Regions from separate parts of the Homo sapiens genome. Here region 2 is linked to region 1. The links are chromatin loops, found by intact Hi-C in ENCODE. Cell type or tissue: Caco-2. All regions are shown on one strand. Links, peaks and the distances in the headings refer to the core of each region. The heading gives the core; the rest is flanking DNA. Region 1 has its middle 12 kb from the start of SLC6A2. Region 2 overlaps MMP2 (matrix metallopeptidase 2).

Region 1 (8,000 bases), core at 1-8,000:
TTCTGCAAATGCAATATCTTCATTTAAAGACTGGTCTGTAAGTGGCACTCCGCACACAGTTGTGCAATTTATAGATGATGGCATGGGGTTCTGGAGGCTGGCTCCAGGGAGATGAGGTTGCATGGACCTTAGGCATTGCAGACCACAAGACTCCTATGGATGGAAATAAAAGCAGCTACAGCCACCAGCAGAGAAATCTCTTCTTGTTTGTTTGTTTGTTTGTTTTGTTTTGTTTTGAGACAGAGTTTCATTTTTGTTGCCCAGGCTGGGGTGCAAAGGCATGGTCTTGGCTCACTGCAACCTCTTCCTCCTGGGTTCAAGCGATTCTCCTGTCTCAGCCTCCCAAGTAGCTGGGATTACAGGCACCCGCCACCATGCCTGGCTAATTTTTTTGTATTTTTAGTAGAGATGGGGTTTCACCATGTTGGCCAGGCTGGTCTCGAACTCCTGACCTCAGATGATCCACTCACCATGGTCTCCCAAAGTGCTGGGATAGAGAAATCTCTTCTAAGCAAGAGAGTTGTGCACACAGCACTGGACAATTTGCCGGGTGGGGCATGAGCTGGCTAAGGCATTGGGAAGGGGCTGGTGAGGATGGTGGTCAGAGGCGCCTGGCAAACCTCAGATTCTATAACATTCAGACCAGGTCCATTTCCTGCTGATGACCAAGTGGACTCTCAGAAGCCATCAGGAGGGTGCTCGGCTCATCAGGGGAAAGTCAATTCCCTGGGGCTTTCACTTATAACTTTGTTTGCAGATAGCAAGCCTTTTCCGCCCGGCTTCTCATCCTGAGCCTTTCTGCCTGTAACAATCACATTATTTAATTTAGATGAGTGAAGTTACCCTAGATCAATTATACTTATTTTTCCTGTGTAATTTCCAAAGCTTAATATCTCCATTCGGGCCCAGCCTGGGGGACAGGTTGTCTAGCAGAGTCCTAAACGATTTCAGCCTTTAATTCAATTGTACTTTTACCATAGCCCAGCAGCGAGCATAATTCTTTTATCCCTAAGATGTCTCATTAGCAATAATCTAATAGCACATATTAAAATATAGGTCACTGAGGTGGGCTGCCAAGTGGAAGGCTTGTCATAACTTTGAAGGTTGGACAGCTGCCTTGGTGGGACTTGGTCCCCCAATAACACACCACCCTGACTCTAGGCTTAATTCTAAAATGATCAATAAAACACAACAAAAACAGCTTACTTTCTGCAGTTCAAGGTTAAGAACCGACGTTGGCTAGGAAATAGAGCTGTGGGGTAGGGTAAGGCAGAGGGGAATGTTCTTGCCAACATGACGTAGTAGGAAAGATCTCCGACCTCAGGAACTTGGGCTGGAACCTCATCCCAGTTGTGCCGTGAACATGCAGACTGACCTGCAGTACAGCTGTTATGGCCCTTGACCTTGGTGTGCACACCTGTAAAAGGGGAAGATACTGGGCTTAAAGCCAATGTTTCCTGAATTCTGGCACTCCCTGATCAACTTGTCCTAGTATGCATTTGATGTTTTCCTTTAAATCAACTCATTCTTCTTAATTAAACACATTTGTTTTAAAAAGGAAGCTCAAGTATCAACATGGAAAAACCTCAAGAATATTTGCAGGAGGATTCATGCGGAATAAGGCCAACTGTATAAACTTTAAACATGCACAAAAGTGATGCGTAAAAATGGTTTAGACAGGCAAAATAAATCTAGGGGGTTCAAGGTCCAGATAGCAGTTACCTTTGGGGAGGAGGGAGATGTTGACAGGGAGGGGCAACCAGGGGGACTCCTCAGATTCTGGTCATTTTTTTAATGGCCTGGATGTAGTTTCATGAGCGTTTTTACTATGTAAAAAGTGCAGTTATAATTACTTCAATTTTCTGTGTGTTAAGCCTCATACAAATATATATATGTTTTATATATAAAAATTTATATATATGTTTTCATATATAGTTTATATGTATAAAATTTTAGGAATATACGCAACATTTTAGGTATATGTAAATGTACGTGTGTAATTTTAAGTAATAATATATACATATCGTGTATACATAGGTACATATGCAGTATATGTATATATTGAGTATGTGTGCATGTGTGTATATAGTATGTATATTGATTATTCTTAATAATATATATTTATATTTAATAATAAATACATATTGTTATATAATTATGCATTATATGTATGTATACCATACATTTAATATGTGCTATTAGGTATGTATTATGTATGTATTTAGTGAGGATTATTCCCAAATGTGTATCTAAGCTTTCACTATCTGGCACCTATGAACACTAGAGAGCAGGTATCTAGTGAGAGCAGAAATACTCTATAGTGACAGTGTAGATACATGCTTGGGAATTATCCACATTTTTTAAGTTAACAGTAAGAAATAATGAAAGAAATTTTATACTGTCATCATGTAATAAATAAAAAACCAAAATCACATGCCATAAATAGATAACTAAAAATAAAGCAACGAAAAGAAAGCACTGATAGGAGATTCTAGTTTCATGCGGTTTGGGCCTGAAAGTTCTGACCCAAAGCCTGGCTTCCTTCTGTTGAACTGGGGATTAGTAAGTTAGAGTCATTACAGACACATGAACACCAGATTGAGACTCACTCCTTCCGTAATCAGGGCTAAAAAAGCATGAAAAGCAGTGGAACTTTCTCCCTCTGTGATTCAAAGTAATTCAAATCAGGGCCTGCATAGCCCTGAGCCATTGCCCCTTTTCCTTGGGGCTGTACTTCTCTACTTCAGGAGAGATCTGCAAGGTCCCTCCAAGCTCCAACTATCCTAGCTTCTAAGGGATGCGGGCATGGCGAAAGGTCTTGTTACAGGTGGGCTGGAGGATAGGGAGAAAAAAATGGGAGAGACGCTATTAGCAAAATTGGAAAATTTTGAAACAAAGCCCCATTCCTTTCTCCAGCTCCCCGGACTGGTTCTCACAAAGCCTGAGCCAGAGGCAGGGGTGGGCAGGCACACACTCCTTGGAGGGCAGCCCCCAGCCTTCCCAGACACAGCCGTTCCACCTGCCTCCTGGGCTACACTGAGCTGGAGCCTGACTCCTTGAAGTGCGTGTTTGTGGCTCTGGGCCTGCTCTTGGGCCACACGGAATATATGTGCAGCACCCCCTGGTGACTGCATGTCCACTCCTGAGGCCAGCAGGTCTGTCCCTCAGTCTTCTCCTAAGGCCTAAGTCTCTCCACCAACTGCCTGACCTGACTCTCCCCAGGACATGCACTTCAGCTTTAGCTTCATGGCCCACATCCACACGTGGGCAGTGTAGACCAGCTGCCAGTCCCCTTACAAGAGAACTGCGTGTGCTGGAGGGCTCAGTGAGGATTCCTGTGGCCCTTGGAACAGGCAGGGTGGCCTCATGATGACCTCTCCCCACCTTTGTTATCACCAAGGATCCTTCCCAGCCTGGATCCTCCCCTCACTGCTGCCCCAACCTGGACCCCCAAGTCTTCCCAGCCTCCTCATCAAAACCTATCTTTCGTGCACCTCCTTCCTTCAGAGTGATGCCAGGGCAATGTTCAACTATCTGCTCTGAGAAATGTTCCAAAGAGAGGACGTAGGTGTGGGAAGACCCTGGGACCACGTGTCGGAGCCGGTTCTGATCTCTTGCTCTGCTACTACCCTGTGTAATTTTGGGAGTGGAAGTGAGGCAGGGAGGTACAAAGTGGGGCAAAGAAGTGGAGGGTTCTTCTGCCAGCTACCTGGGAGGAAGGGCAAACCTCATGACACACAGCATTGAGGGGAGACTGGCAGTGGATGCTGAAGACCTGGAAGATGCGCAGGACAAAGGCAAAGGGGGCAGAGAAGAAAAATAGAAGAGAAACAAAATGGGCCTTGGGGCAGATCCCAGAACTGGTGGGAGGGGTGGATCTAAGGGCTTGAGGTGGGAGGTGAGCCTTGAAGAGGGAAGGACTCTAGCTCCTTGAGGGGAAAGGGCCAGAGGAGATGGTGGCTGACAAACCACAATGTCTGGGTTCAGAAATGCATCAGCCATGGCCTCAAGTTTCCCAGCCAAAAAGAGTGAGCAGCCCTACTGAGAATAGGGAGCTCGAGCAGAGAGATGGAGTGAGGCAAATGAGGCCCAAACTGGCAACCGCTGAGCCATGGAGATAGAACAGGGGTGAAGAGCGTAAGCCCTGGAGCCTGCCAGGATCTGGGCTCAAACCCTACCCTCTGTCCCTCTCTAGCCATGAAGTCCAGGACAGGACGTCTAACCACTTTCAGCATGGTCTTCAATCTGTAAAATGAGAATAATGATTGTCTTGTATGAAATGATACTTAGCATAGTGCCCACACCCAGTTTGCTAAGTGAATAGAACTGCCAAGTGTATAGCAAATGTCTATCGTGTTTATAGTACGTGCTAATCACTGCTGATGCACTTTGCAGTCGCTGATGCATTTAAGCCCTCCAACTCCCCCAACAGATAGATACTATCATAAGCCCAATTTTATTATCATTATTATTATTGCCCAGGCTGGAGTGCAGTGGCATGATCATGCCTCACTGCAGCCTTGACCTCCTAGGCTCAAGCGATCCTCTCATGTCAGCCTTCCTGAGTAGCTGGTACTATAGGTGTGCACCACCACGCCCGGCTAATTTTTGTAATTTTTGTATTTTTTTTGTAGAGTCAGGGTCTTGCCACGTTGCTTAGGCTGGTCTCAAACTTCTGGGCCCAGGCAATCCACCTGCCTCGGCCTCCCAAAGTGCTGGGATTACAGGCGAGAACTACCACACCCGGCCCTAAGACCCATTTTATAAGTGAGAAAACTGAGCCACGCATCAGCTCGAGGTAGCAAAGCTTGTAAGTGAAAGTCAGGATTTGAACTCCCAGGCAGTACAGAAGTTGAGTGCCACTACTCCTGCTGATCACATTAAGGGAGCCAGAGATCAAGGGCCTCCTAAGAAACTAGGAAGGGAGGGTGGTGGTATTACCAGAAAGAGGGGTAGCAAATCATTACCCTGCACCCTACCTCCTAGTTCCCCTGTCCTTACCCAAAGACCACCCAGCTTTCATTTTGAGGGCTGAGAATACAAAGGAGGCAAACTTCTGAAGAACATGTTTCAGGTAGGTGTTCTCTGTATGTAGTCCACAGAGGGTGAACTACTGCGTGTACCACCATCACTAAACAACTTAGTAGGTTCAGGATCCTGGGCACGAATGCAGAGCAGGACCAGCCCAGACTAGGTGCATCCCCCAGGCCTTGGCTTCATTGCAGACAACCTTGAGCCAAGGCCTCATGATTCCCTTGAAGAGGGTGCAATTCACACCTCTGTCCCTTCACTCTTCCACGCCTCTGTTCTGGGGTATTGATGGATGCTCCTGCTACCTCCTAGATGGTACCCTAGACAGTGAACGTGAAGCAGCTTTTCTCCCTTCCATGTCTCAGAAGGGACCCATTCATGACTTCATGGAATAGACAGCCCAGGCAGGAAATGGCTATGTTTTTTGCCAAGCAGTCAGAGCAAAAGGAGGACACACCAGTTTGAGGGGAGAAAGGCATTCAAATTGGGCAAAGCTGAATTGCCCACAAATTGCCACAGCCACTCTCAACTTGGGACAAAGGTTATGAAACACGTCACTAATACTGGAGTTGTTATTTTTTTAAAGAGCAACAATTATTTATTTTACTCATGAGACTTCATTTGGGGCAGGGTTTAAAGGGAATGACTTGTTGATGTTCCATGATGTCAAGGGTCTCAGCTGGGATAACTTGGTTGGCTGAAGCTAAAATGGCTGGGGGACGGCTGGACATTTCTTTCTCTTCCTGTGGTCTCAGAGCCTCTCTCTCTGCGATCTCTCCAGCATGGCAACCTCAGGGAAGTTGGACTTCACACATGGAGACTGAAGGTTCCAAGAGAGAGTCATGGGCAGAGCTGCAAGGCTTCTTTTACTTACCTCACTTGGAAAGTCCCAGAGCATTATTCCTACCACATTCCACTGCTCACACAGAGCCATCCCTGACATGGTGTGGGAGGGCATTCCACAGGGGCCTGAGTATTGGGAAGTGCAGATCACTGGGAAGCCATCGTGGGTGCTGGCTATATGATTTCTTTGCTTTGGGCATTACCTTACTGAATAGATTCTGTTGTGATTTCACGTTTACCATTTTATTATAGAGGCTATTGCAAAGGTTATAGATGAAGAGATAAGTAGGGTGGCTTTTGGGGGAAGGGGATTGGAGCTTCATGCTCTCCCTGGTGCACAACCCTCCAGGAACCTCCCCGTGTTCAACTATCTGAAAGCTCAAGTTATTTTTTTTTAAACAAGAATATACATGCCACAAACATGCAGATTCCTGGCTCCCACTGCAGACCCACTGAATTCAAATTTCTGGGTTGGGGCCCAGGAATCTGCACTTTTAACAAATCTGCCAGAGGCGTGAGCTGTAAAAGTGGAAAAGAGGCAAAAGGCCACTAGGAAGAAAGAGTGACTTTGAGGACTCAACTGCCACTGCATTGTAGAGGCTAAAGAAATGTGACCCTTCATACAGTGCTACCCGCTAATTATCTTCACAGGTGTTGTCATCCCCATTTTATAGTTGGGAACGCTAAGGCTTAGAAGCCAAAAGTCACCCAGCCAGCAAGTAATGAAGCTAGGCTTTCAACCCAGCTTTTATTTTTTAAGTCCAAAGGCCACAGTTGTAATAGTTATGCCAACCCATATTTGCTATTTTATCCCAGTCTTGTAATTTGAAGTCAGATAAATCTAAATTAAAATTCTGGAGAAGATCCCTGCCTCCCACAGACATAGAGAAATTAAATGTTTTGATAACGACAACAATAAGAAGTAACATGTATGTGATACCAGGCATTGTCTAGGTGCTTTACATGTATTTACTCATTCAATTCTCTCAGCAATTCTATGAGCTAAGTGCCCTTATCCTCCTCATCATCTTATCCATTTCACAGATGAAGAAACTGAGGCCAGGTCTGGTGGCTCATGCCAGTAATCCAAGCATTTCAAGAGGCTGAGATGGGTGGATTGCTTGAACCCAGGAGTATGAGACCAGCCTGGGCAATATAACAAGACCCCATCTATACCAAAAGGAAGGAAAGAAGGAAAAAAGGAAAGAAGGAAGGAAGGAAGGAAGGAAGGAAGGAGGAAGTGAGGGAGGGAGGGAAGGGAGGGAGGGAGGGAAGGAGGGAAGGAGGGAAGACGGAGCGAGAGAGAGAGGGAGAGAGAAGGTAGGGTAGAGGGAGGGAGAGAGAGAGAAAGAAAAAGAAAGAAAGAGAGAGAGAAAGAACGAGAGAGAGAGAAAGGAAGAAGAAGAAACGGAGGGAGGGAGGGAGACAGAGAGAGAAAGAAAAAAGAGAAAGAAATAAAGGAAAGAGAGAAAGGAGAGAGAGAGAAAGAAAGAAAAAAGAAAGAGAAGGAAGGAAGGAAGGAAAGAAAGAAGGAAAAGAAACTGAGACACAGAGAAGTAGGGGAACTTGGCCAGGATTTCACAGATAGTCCACAGTGGAGTCAGGATTAAAATTCAGGTTAGTGGCTCCTAAGTTCATGCTTTTAGCCTGGATACCATTCTGCCTCTCCAGGCTCCACAAAAGCTTAATTTGCTGTTTCCCAAGAATAGACATCAGAAGGCCAGTGAGACAAGTAAGAAAGAAGTGGGAAGATAGCTGTAAGAATCACTTTGGTCCAAATATATTCCTGGTGAAGCCATTGGAAAGTGTTTTCTGAGCAAAAAGAAAAGAGCTCAGACACTAGAGGGCAATCATTTTAAGAGACTCTGAGATGGATTTCATGCAGGAGTTTGCAAATTCTCCCCAAACTCTATTTAAAATGCTGTGTACATTAGAGAAGACAAATACATGGAAACATGTACTGTGTTCTTGGATGGGAAGACTAAACACTGTGATGATGTCAGTTCTCCCTCAAATTGATCTGTAGATTTAATGCAATAACAATTGAAATTCCAGTGGTGTTTTTCATGGAACGCTGCAAGATGGTTCAGAAATTTGTAGGGAAGAGCATGGCCAAGATATTTCCA
Region 2 (10,255 bases), core at 2,256-10,255, 150 kb before region 1:
GCCTTTCCTGGTCTGTATCTCCACCTTTTAGTCTGTTTTTTATTAAGAGCTCCGTGCTTTCCTCCCTGTCTCCTTCCTGCCCTCCTCTCTATCCCTCCCTCCTTTCCTTCTTCCCTTCCTCCAACAGGAATTTACTGAGCGCCTGCTTTGTGCAGCATACACAGAGGTTGGTCTCTGCAAAGCCCTGCCCAAGGGGGCTCACAGCTGAGGGGCATGTGCTGGTGCCATCAGCTTCATCCAACTCCCTTTGCCCCTAGCCCATCTGCCCCCTTCCATGGGAGGCTCATTAGAACTCTGGAATCTGGCTTCCTGGGTTTGAATTGCAGCTCTGATACTTCCTAGCAGTGTTGGCTTAGGGAAATTTCATCATCTCTCTGATCTATTTCCCATCCATGAAACGCGGTGCTATTCAGTCCCTCCTGCACAAGGCTGTTGTCAGGGGTGGGTGAGATGAGTCTAAAGATACAGTGCCTGGGACTGAGTCTAACTTAGGTGTGGTTCATTAAGGTCAGCGTCATGTCATTGCTTCCTGGTGGTAGCCTCAGACTCTTTGCTGCGCCTTGACCCGTATCCCTAACCCCACAGCCATGTCCACTGTTGGTGGGAACTCAGAAGGTGCCCCCTGTGTCTTCCCCTTCACTTTCCTGGGCAACAAATATGAGAGCTGCACCAGCGCCGGCCGCAGTGACGGAAAGATGTGGTGTGCGACCACAGCCAACTACGATGATGACCGCAAGTGGGGCTTCTGCCCTGACCAAGGTACGAGGCCCTGGTCATTGGACAGAGACCCTGGACATTGCCCTTGCCCCTAAACTTGCTCCAAAAACCTTCCTGAGACCTCACCCACTTCAAGCATAGACACTGCCCCCCAGACACCCACCTACCCAGACCCGCCCACCTGGGCTGAGACAATGCCCATCTCTGGTGGAGCCAAGGTCCCTGCTTAGATCCTGCCCATCCAGGTGGAGGCACAGCCTCCAAAATCAGACCCTGGTAGACCAGATGCTGCTACTCACCTCCTGGGTAAGAACTGGCCTTCCTGAGGGGTCACTGCTCTTGTCTTCCCCTTCAGCCACCCTCCAGGCGGGCTTGTGACTACCAAAATTGGCTGAATTCTGAGCACAGATTACCAGAGAGACAATTCTCCTAAGAGACATTCCCACTGCACAAAGAGGTGCCTTCAAGGAGCTGGTAGGCAGTAGAAGAAAGGAAAAAAGGAAGAGCCTCATGCTTGATCTGACACCATGGTCCACGCAGCCCTGGGGGAGCCCCCAGAGCCCTCTCTCCCCCATCAGTCAGCACCATCTGTTACCAGGGTGTAAATGGTGGGTCCTCGTCAGTCCTGGGTGCTGAGGATGGAGCTGACTGGGACAGCTCTCTGCCCCCTAGGACTCACAAGCTCAGGGGAGAGAGTGACCAGGAGACAGCTTGTGACCTTACTATGTGCTCAGTGCAGTGAGCAGGGTGCTTGGGGCCCTGTGCCCAATCTAGGCTACAGAGCCCAGGGTTGCAGGGTTGCTTAAAGCTCCCTGATGGCCCATAATGGCCAGGTCAGTGGGCAGGTCCAGGGCCTGTCAGAATTAGGCAAGCCTGTCTTTATGTTGCTTTCATTCTTTTTAATCATCATGAGATGGAACTTGGCAGATGTCAGTGGACAGAGGCTGGCCAAAGGAGGTTTTCTTATCCCCTGCTAAATTCCTTGCTAGGACACAGTCTGATTTTACCAGCTTAAAGGTGGGATTCTCCACCTTCCTGAGTGGTTCAAGTATCCAGAGCTCAGTGGCTCACCCAGGGTGAATATTATAGTCTCCTGGGGCTGCCATGACAAAGTGCCACAAACTGATGGCTTGAAACAAACCCCATGTATTCTTTCATGCTTCTGGAGGCTGGAAGTCTAAAATCACGGCGTCAGTAAGGCCATGTTCCCTCTGAAGGATGCGTCACTCCAGTCTATGCCTCTGTCATGACATGGATGGCCTTCTTCCCCCTCTGCTTGCCTCTCCTCCTTTTTTTTTTTTTTGAGACGGAGTCTTGCTCTTGCCCAGCTGGAGTGCAGTGGCATGATCTCGGCTCACTGCAACCTCTGCCTCCTGGGTTCAAGTGATTCTCCTGCCTATTTCCAAATAAGTTCACATTCACAGGTCCCTAGGGTTAAGACTTGGGCAAATCTTTTCTGGGGGGACGCATTTAACCACAACAGGGTGTGACACAGGTTTTGCTCGCTGGCTGTGGCTCAGCCTGTGCAACCACGCTAAGTGTGAAAGGTTTTTACTGCTTTCACCTGGGCAGAAATGGTGGCAACATGGGGCCAGCCTATCCCCACTCTTCTTACCTCTTCAGAGAGGCTGAGGAGCTGGGTTTGTAGAGCTCATCTTTTATAGAGAGACATAAAAAGCCAGGAAGCAGGATTTTAAAATGAATGGGGTTTTAAGTAGAAAATTCGCAGATACTACTTGTTCTGTTCCTTTATAGCACACCTGTCCTGATACTGACTTGGAAAGAGACAAGAAGACTTTGGCTGACCCCACTTGGAAACAATAGGCACTAATCCCAAAATTGTGTATTGATCCCAGAATTCTCAGGAAAAGAAAAAAAAAATCAATACATGCCGCTTCCAGGGTTCTCAGCCTTACTGTGGGGCTGTCCTCAAAAGTCTGCATCACTGGGTCAGGTCTTGACTTCTCTCTCATCTCTCTTCCTGTCTTTCAACCCTCTCTCCTCCCTGCAACCCTCAGGGTACAGCCTGTTCCTCGTGGCAGCCCACGAGTTTGGCCACGCCATGGGGCTGGAGCACTCCCAAGACCCTGGGGCCCTGATGGCACCCATTTACACCTACACCAAGAACTTCCGTCTGTCCCAGGATGACATCAAGGGCATTCAGGAGCTCTATGGTAAACCTCCGGGCGGGGGTTGGGGGTGGAGGGTGAGGAGGGGGGAGGTCATGTAGCCTGGGATGGAGGCCCAGGGGGTGGGACCAGCAAGATCTCATCCAGCCAGGAGTGCTGGAGACGAGGGCAGGAAATGGGAGTGTTGACCTGGTCTTGGGAAGGCAGAGCAGCTCTCCAAGGGGATACTTGGATAACTCTTCCCTATCCGAACAATGCTAATATCCATGTCACTCTTAGCGCTCCATTTCTGGGTTTCTCCCATTTTCTAGGTGAGTAAGGTCACCTGGTGCAAGGTTACACAGGTTTGAGCAACCCAGTGGAGTTTAGAATCCAGGAGAATAGCCAAGTACAGGACAGAATTTTCCATCATGTGGAATGACCTTAACAATACGGGGGTGGAAGTTTCTAGTTTTCATAATAAGCTTTGATTTTTAGTATGTAGTAGAAACAGAACAACCAGTGCCTTAAGCCAATTATTTATTTATTTATTTATTTATTTATTTATTTATTTATTTATTTATTGTTGGTTCTTACAGTGAGGCTAGAGTTTAAAAAGTCAGTTCATTTTTAAAAAATATTTAATGGTCCAGGTGATATCTGAGCCAGGCCAAAATAGTGAAAGTGGTGCTTGAGTGATGAAGTTTGGGGACTGCTAGACTCAGGAAAAAGCCCAAGGTCTGCCGTGAGGGGTGCTGGGTTCAAATGTGGCCTCTGCCCTTCACTAGCTGCAAGATATTGTGTAAGTCTTTATACCTCTTTGGACTCAGTTTCCTCATCTCTAAAATAATTGCTTATCATGAAAAGTGCCATACTGTCAGTTCTGGACACACCAGCGGCCCCCTGACCGCCCTGACTCTTGTGGGCATAAGAATCTGAGCTTTGGGTTTGAATCCTTGGGCAAGTCACTCAACTTTTCTGGGCCTCAGTTTCCTCACCTGTGAAATGGTGCAATCATGATACCCCACTCCCAGGGCTATAGAGAGGACTGATTTGGGTGATGTCAGTAAAAAGCATATATAAAGTACAAAGGGCCCCAGGACTCCCCAAGTCCAGGCATCTTCTTGTTACCTTACGGAGCTTACACTAAGGCCAGAAGGCGATTTCTTCTGACTCTTAGATGGTTGGGTGGGCACCCCTGGGGGCTCACCCTAGTGGGGAGAACCTCTGGAGCTGCAGAGAGTCTAAGGTCAGGTGTTCTCCCCAGGGGCCTCTCCTGACATTGACCTTGGCACCGGCCCCACCCCCACGCTGGGCCCTGTCACTCCTGAGATCTGCAAACAGGACATTGTATTTGATGGCATCGCTCAGATCCGTGGTGAGATCTTCTTCTTCAAGGACCGGTGAGTGCAGGAGCTTGCTTCTTGTCCTCCTTGTCTCCTGTCCTCTGCTCTTATACCATTATTCTTTTCCCTCACTCTTCGCTGAAGACTCCGCCAAATGCTTCCCAGAATGACCTGAATTAGGCAGTTTCTGCTGTGTATCAAACAACCTCCAGGTTTCAGTGGATTTGCACCCAAGCATTTTGTTTGCTCTCTCATAGTCTGTGGGTCTACTAGTTATCTTGACTTTCAGCTACAGTTTGGGTTCAGGTGTGCTCTGCCTGTTGTTCTCATGGGATTAGCAGCTACTCATGGCAGATGACAGGGTGCAAGAGGCCAAACTGAACTACACAAGCTCATTTAAAGCCTCCACTCACATCTTGTCTGAGAATATTCCACTGCCTGAAATAAGTCACATGGCCAATCCCAAGACCTACCCTAGAGGGTAGTACTGCAAAGTCACATGGAAATGCATATGAATGCATAATCCTAAAATCAAAATGGAGGGAAGAATTGGGAACCATAATTCAGTCTACCACAGGCCTTCTAGAATGGCGTTGCCCTCAAATGGCCAAATTACTCTGTGTATGGGTGGTGAGTGACTGCAGAGTAGAAAGAGGTGGTATTCTTCATGCTATAGATAAAGATCACCACTCAGTTGACTAAAGACTGAGGTTTACCCTAATGCCCTAGTTCCCTGGAGAATGGCAGGCAGTATCTAGGACCTCATTAAAGGGTCTGTCCTTCCATTCTTCTATCATCCATCCATCTACCCATCCATCCATCCATACCTATATCTTTCCATCCATCATCCATCCAGCCAGCCAGCCATCTATTATCCATTATTTATGATCCAGCCATCCATTATTCATTATTCATCCATTTATTCATTCATAGAGTATAGTAGTTGAGAAAATGGACTCTGAAGCCAGATTCTCTGGGTTAGAATTCTGTAACTGCTACTTACTGGTTATGTAATCATAGACAAGTTAATTAAGTATCTTCTTTGTACCTTGGTTTCCTCATTTATAAAATGGGGCTAATATTCCAACCTATCTCCTAGGGCTGTTGTAAGGATTAGATGAACTTAGTGCTGAGAACAAAAACAATGCCTGACACAGAGTAAGTGTATTCATATTAGCTATTGTTATTGACAAATAATTGTTTGGCATCTACTGTGCCAAATACTTTGCTAGGCTTTAGTAGCTGGAGGAGGAAGAATGATGTTCTCGGGACAGTGGGGTGGGGGGCTGCTAGATCAGTGTTCTCAAAGACAGGCGCATGGGCCTCCTATAACAGAACCATCTAGAGTGTGGGTATTAAAAGGTGGGTTTTCTGCCCCAGCTTCAGACCCTCCTGACTGGAACTCTGGGGCTAGGCCCCAGGAATCTGCGTTTTAGCAAATTCTCCCAGTGATTCTGATGCACATTAAAGTTTGTGCATCACAAGTCCAGTTTGAGAAATAGGCATGGAGAACTGACATGGCAAGATGAAAGAAAAGTGATCGCAGAGGTGTTAGGTGCTTTTGTGAGCACGTCCCAGTCAAGGAAGGCTTCACAGATGCAGCAGCATTTGAGCAGAGCCTTCAAAGGAGAAGCAAGAATCTGATGGGGGTGACAAGTTAGGAGGTTCTTTGAGACAGAGGGACCTGCAGAGCCAAGCCATAGTGATGTGAAAGTTTCTGGATTAGCCAGTGAGAATCTGGTGAGGCTAGAAGATGTTCCATAAACTTTCAGGAAGAGTTTCCTCTACTCTAGGCACTGGGCCAAATTCTGGGGTGCAGATGCCTTGCCCTTCACAGGGTCTGCTGGCCAATGGGGAAATGGCAAGAATGCAATGAGAGATGAGACTTAGAATGTAGTGAGAAATCAGGTCCCGTCAGGCCTCGAATGCCCAAATCAGGATATATAACAGCAGATGTCAGCACTGCTCTGCAGTTCCCATTGTAAGGATCTGGCAATGTGCTTCATCTGGAGCTCCTCCCACTAAGAAAGCCCTGACCACACATGCAGATCTCAGATGTGTGGGGCCTAGGAAAGGATGCAGAGCCCAGACCCAGGCTGGAGCCATCCCTGGCCTACCACATCACAGTTTTCTTTCAAAAGGAACGTGATGAGTGTTTAATGGGTTTATTTGATTAACCAGTAAATATTAAACTTCAACCATGAGCAAAAATTGCTGCTAGGCACTGGTGAGGGTGGGGGTCATGAAGGACAGTATTGCAGGGTGATTAAACTCAGACTTTGGAGTCAGATCTGGATATGAATCTTGGTAATAACTAATTTATTTAGTCATTGATGTAGTGATAACTAAGTAATTTGAATCCTAACCTCTCTGAGCTTCATTTGCTAAATAAAAATTGTGACACCTTCCTACGCTAGGATGTTTTTCTGCAAATAACAGAGACCATCCCTCTGCAAACTCAATCCAGCCTAAACAGTAGAGAGAAATTGCTTTCATTTGGTACAAAGTCCAGGGGTAGAGCTGCCTGCAGGGGCAGAGAGAGGGTCAGTGACTTGATGTCTTTGTCCACTGCTAGCCTCTGCACTTACTTCATCCTAAGGCCGGTTCTACCTCATGGTCACAAGAAGGTTACCAGTGGCAGTTGGGGCTCTAATCCCTGCCCTCTCCCAGGAAGCGAGAGAGAAAGAGACACGCACAGATACACACACACAGACCCCCAGATGTGAAATACAAGTCTGTGTGTTCCGTCTTTACACCACTGTAAGTCATATGGCAACTGCTGAATCAGTAACAGTGCTAGGGAATGCTAAACTCTGATTGGCTTAGACCAGTAGTTCTCAAACCTTGGCATGCGTTAGAATCATCTGGAAGGCTTGTTAAAACACAGATTCTGGGCCCCAAGCCCAGAGATTCTTATCTGTAGATCTCTGTAAGGACCCAATCATTTGCATTTCTAATGAGTTCTCAGGTGACGCAGATGCTGCTGGTCAGGAGACTGCACTTTGAGAACCAGTGGCTTATACCAATCAGTATCTACCCCTAGAATGGGGGTAGGGGACACAGGGTCAGAGGAGGTGAAGGCTGGATCATAAATGTGGAGTTTTGTGAAGAAGGATGGTGGGGAAATAGATAATTAATGCTAGGTAGACCATCCAGAGTGCATGCTGTCTTAAAAGATTGTGGGGATTAAATTACAAGGCACATAAATAAAGCACATGGCATTTAGTAGGACCCTCAATAAATGATAACTCTTACTCTTGACAAAGTACACAAATTCATTTCATTTTAATTCAGGAAATACTTGAGTGTCATCAGCTCCTGCCCCAATTGGCCTCTAATCAAATAGGAGAGTTAAGACAAACAGACACTACTGTTCCAGGCACTCAGAGTTGATGATTTTGAGAGGCTTAGAGAGGGAAAACACAATATGGATGGAGGTAGTCAGGGAAGGCTTCCTGGAGGAGGTAGAGGGAGAGAACAGGGTAGGAGGATGTTTCTCAGCTCCAGCAGATTGCAGACAGGAACTCTGCCCGTTCTCCAGTCCTTCTCCAACCTTCCTTTGATCCTGCCTCCCACTCCCATCATGGAATCATCTCTGGGATGTTTCTGGGTGGGTTTGGGGGTGTGTGTGGTTCGAGCTGCAGGGTGACTGAAGATGTGGTTTCCTGTGCCCCCTTGCCTCCTGCCAGGTTCATTTGGCGGACTGTGACGCCACGTGACAAGCCCATGGGGCCCCTGCTGGTGGCCACATTCTGGCCTGAGCTCCCGGAAAAGATTGATGCGGTATACGAGGCCCCACAGGAGGAGAAGGCTGTGTTCTTTGCAGGTGTGTGGGAAGCACCCTTCCTTGGCCCTCAGCTCCACAGGGCTCTGCACCAGGGCTCCTGGGTGTCCCAGGCTCACTCCCCCTCTCAAACCACAGTTCCTATGCACCCGTGGGTGCTCCCTTTCCTTTATGGATTCATTCTTTCAACATTATTTCCTGAAGTGCGCAGCTCCTCTGGGAGATTGGTTCCGACACCCAACATCAGATAGCATTAACCCTCAGTGTACACATTTCATTTTCTTAATTCTTTTCAATCCGTCTCATTTCTTTTCTAGAAGAAAAAAAGTCTCAGTTTAGTGCTGGTGTGTCCCTAACGCCTTTGTAGTGATACAGTCTTTGGCAGGTAACAGTTTTAGTTCGAATGTTTTAAAGAATATTTGTTTTCATTTTTACTTTTAGACATAAATTGGTTTTAACAGAGGCAGTTAGTTATAATAGTGTGGAGTTTCAAATCAGGACAGAAACGGATTATTCAGTAACTGATATTTTGACAGTCAAAAAACATTTTTTAATAAATTTATTTTTAAAGATTTCAAAATGAATTCACTGAAAGCAGAATGTTAAGTAAATAATAGTACAGGGAGCCCCTAGAAGTGGTAGAAATCATCAAGGTGAGGTCTGTATGGCTAAGGTTTACTCATTTAACATTTATTGGAGCATTTCCATGCGCTGGGCTTTGCCATACCCTGGGGATACAAGCTCTGCCTTCGCGATGCTCACAAACCACTCAGGGAGACAGACAGCTGGGCTCTTATGAGGGGTAAAGAAGGATTTAGGAGGTCCCTGTCCTGGTCTGAGGTGGGATCCTAGAGAAGATAAAGGCTCAGCCAAGACTATTGTCTCCACCACCTGGCTCCCACCTCCCCCAATCCACCGTAATCATGGGTCCCGGAGAGGACAACTGCTGGCTCCTAGGGCACCTTTTTGCAAATTAGCAAAAGGTGCCTCTTTATGACAGCAAGGCCCTTAGAGTGCACGACTTGGTGAGCAGAGTGTGAGCTGGATTTATCCCCCAACTCATGTCCTTGACCAGGCACCTTCTGTAATTGACTTCTAAAGCCCTCTGTGTGAGCCCTGATTCTGGGCACTGCAACCAGGAGTGAGCAGGAAGTTGCACTCTGTTGGGAATGGCTGCAGTGGGGCCCGTGGACAGACAGATGATGGGAGGAACAGGCTGGCCTAGGGCATGTCAGCACCAGCCAACACACCCTTTGCTTCCACCCCAGGGAATGAATACTGGATCTACTCAGCCAGCACCCTGGAGCGAGGGTACCCCAAGCCACTGACCAGCCTGGGACTGCCCCCTGATGTCCAGCGAGTGGATGCCGCCTTTAACTGGAGCAAAAACAAGAAGACATACATCTTTGCTGGAGACAAATTCTGGAGGTAAGGGAGGGCGGTGGGTAGGACAGCAGCACAGTTGGCTGCGAGAGACAGAGAAGCCGCCCTGAGGCTTCAAGCCTCCTGGGCTGAGTTCAGAGGTTGGTGGGCTCTGGATGCCCTCTCTCTGGTATCTAACCTCTTTGGTCTCTGGCACCTCTGAGATGTTGCCAAAGGTGAACCATTCTTGTACACATTGCTGATATAATTCTGGTGGAATATCCTTTCTCTTTGCAGAATTCTTTTGATTGGCCCATGTCTGGTCTGGACCCTCACATTTTGAAATGACTCACTGAAGAAGGGGGTAATAAAAATAAAGATAATAACTGCTCCTATTGACACTATGTGTCAGAGACTGTCCCAAGGGTTCTATGGGATAGGAATTATTATTCCTCCCATTTTACAGATGAGGAAACCTGGGTTCAGAAAGGTTAGGTAACCGTGGCTGGGCACAGTGGCTCACGCCTGTAATCCCAGCACTTTGGGAGGCCAAGATGGGTGGATCACTTGAGCTCAGGAGTTCCAGATCAGCCTGGCCACATGGTGAAACCCCATCTCTACTAAAAATGCAAAAAAATTAGCTGGACATGGTGGTGCATGCCTGCAATCCCAGCTACTAGGGAGACTGAGGCAGGGGAATCACTTAAACCTGGAAGACAGAAGTTGCAGTGAGCTGAGATCATGCCACTGCACTCCAGCCTGGGCAACAGAGTGAGACTCCAACTCAAAAAAAAAAAAAAGAAAAAAGAAAGGTTAAGTAACCAGCTTGGAGTCACATAGCCAGGTAGGGACAGGTTGGGATTTGAACCCTGGCATTCTGTCTCCTGGGAAAACATGTTAGTCTTCACTCTTCACTACTATTCTATACCCGAGATGGT

Evidence for each region. A loop is a pair of places that touch in the nucleus more often than their neighbours do. Peaks named below come from ENCODE experiments on the same cell type or tissue, not always from the same donor. Only the 100,000 strongest peaks of a DNase experiment are listed, where the experiment ranks them.
Region 2: it touches region 1 in a loop (2.5-fold over the local background); 6 of 110 quality-filtered maps call a loop at or near these places.

What each region holds. Positions count from the first base shown.
Region 1 is chr16:55,640,274-55,648,273 of GRCh38, forward strand. No RefSeq gene overlaps it. Among named protein-coding and RNA genes, the nearest start is that of SLC6A2, 12 kb to the right of the region's middle. RefSeq lists a silencer at 3,004-3,298. In Caco-2, for the core only: no CTCF peak of the experiment used is centred there; a DNase peak (open chromatin) is centred at 3,095.
Region 2 is chr16:55,489,066-55,499,320 of GRCh38, forward strand. MMP2 (matrix metallopeptidase 2) reads left to right here. Exons shown (of 13, transcript NM_004530.6): 7 at 586-759; 8 at 2,736-2,891; 9 at 4,093-4,228; 10 at 7,861-7,997; 11 at 9,224-9,383. Among named protein-coding and RNA genes, the nearest start is that of LPCAT2, 15 kb to the right of the region's middle. In Caco-2, for the core only: no CTCF peak of the experiment used is centred there; a DNase peak (open chromatin) is centred at 6,166.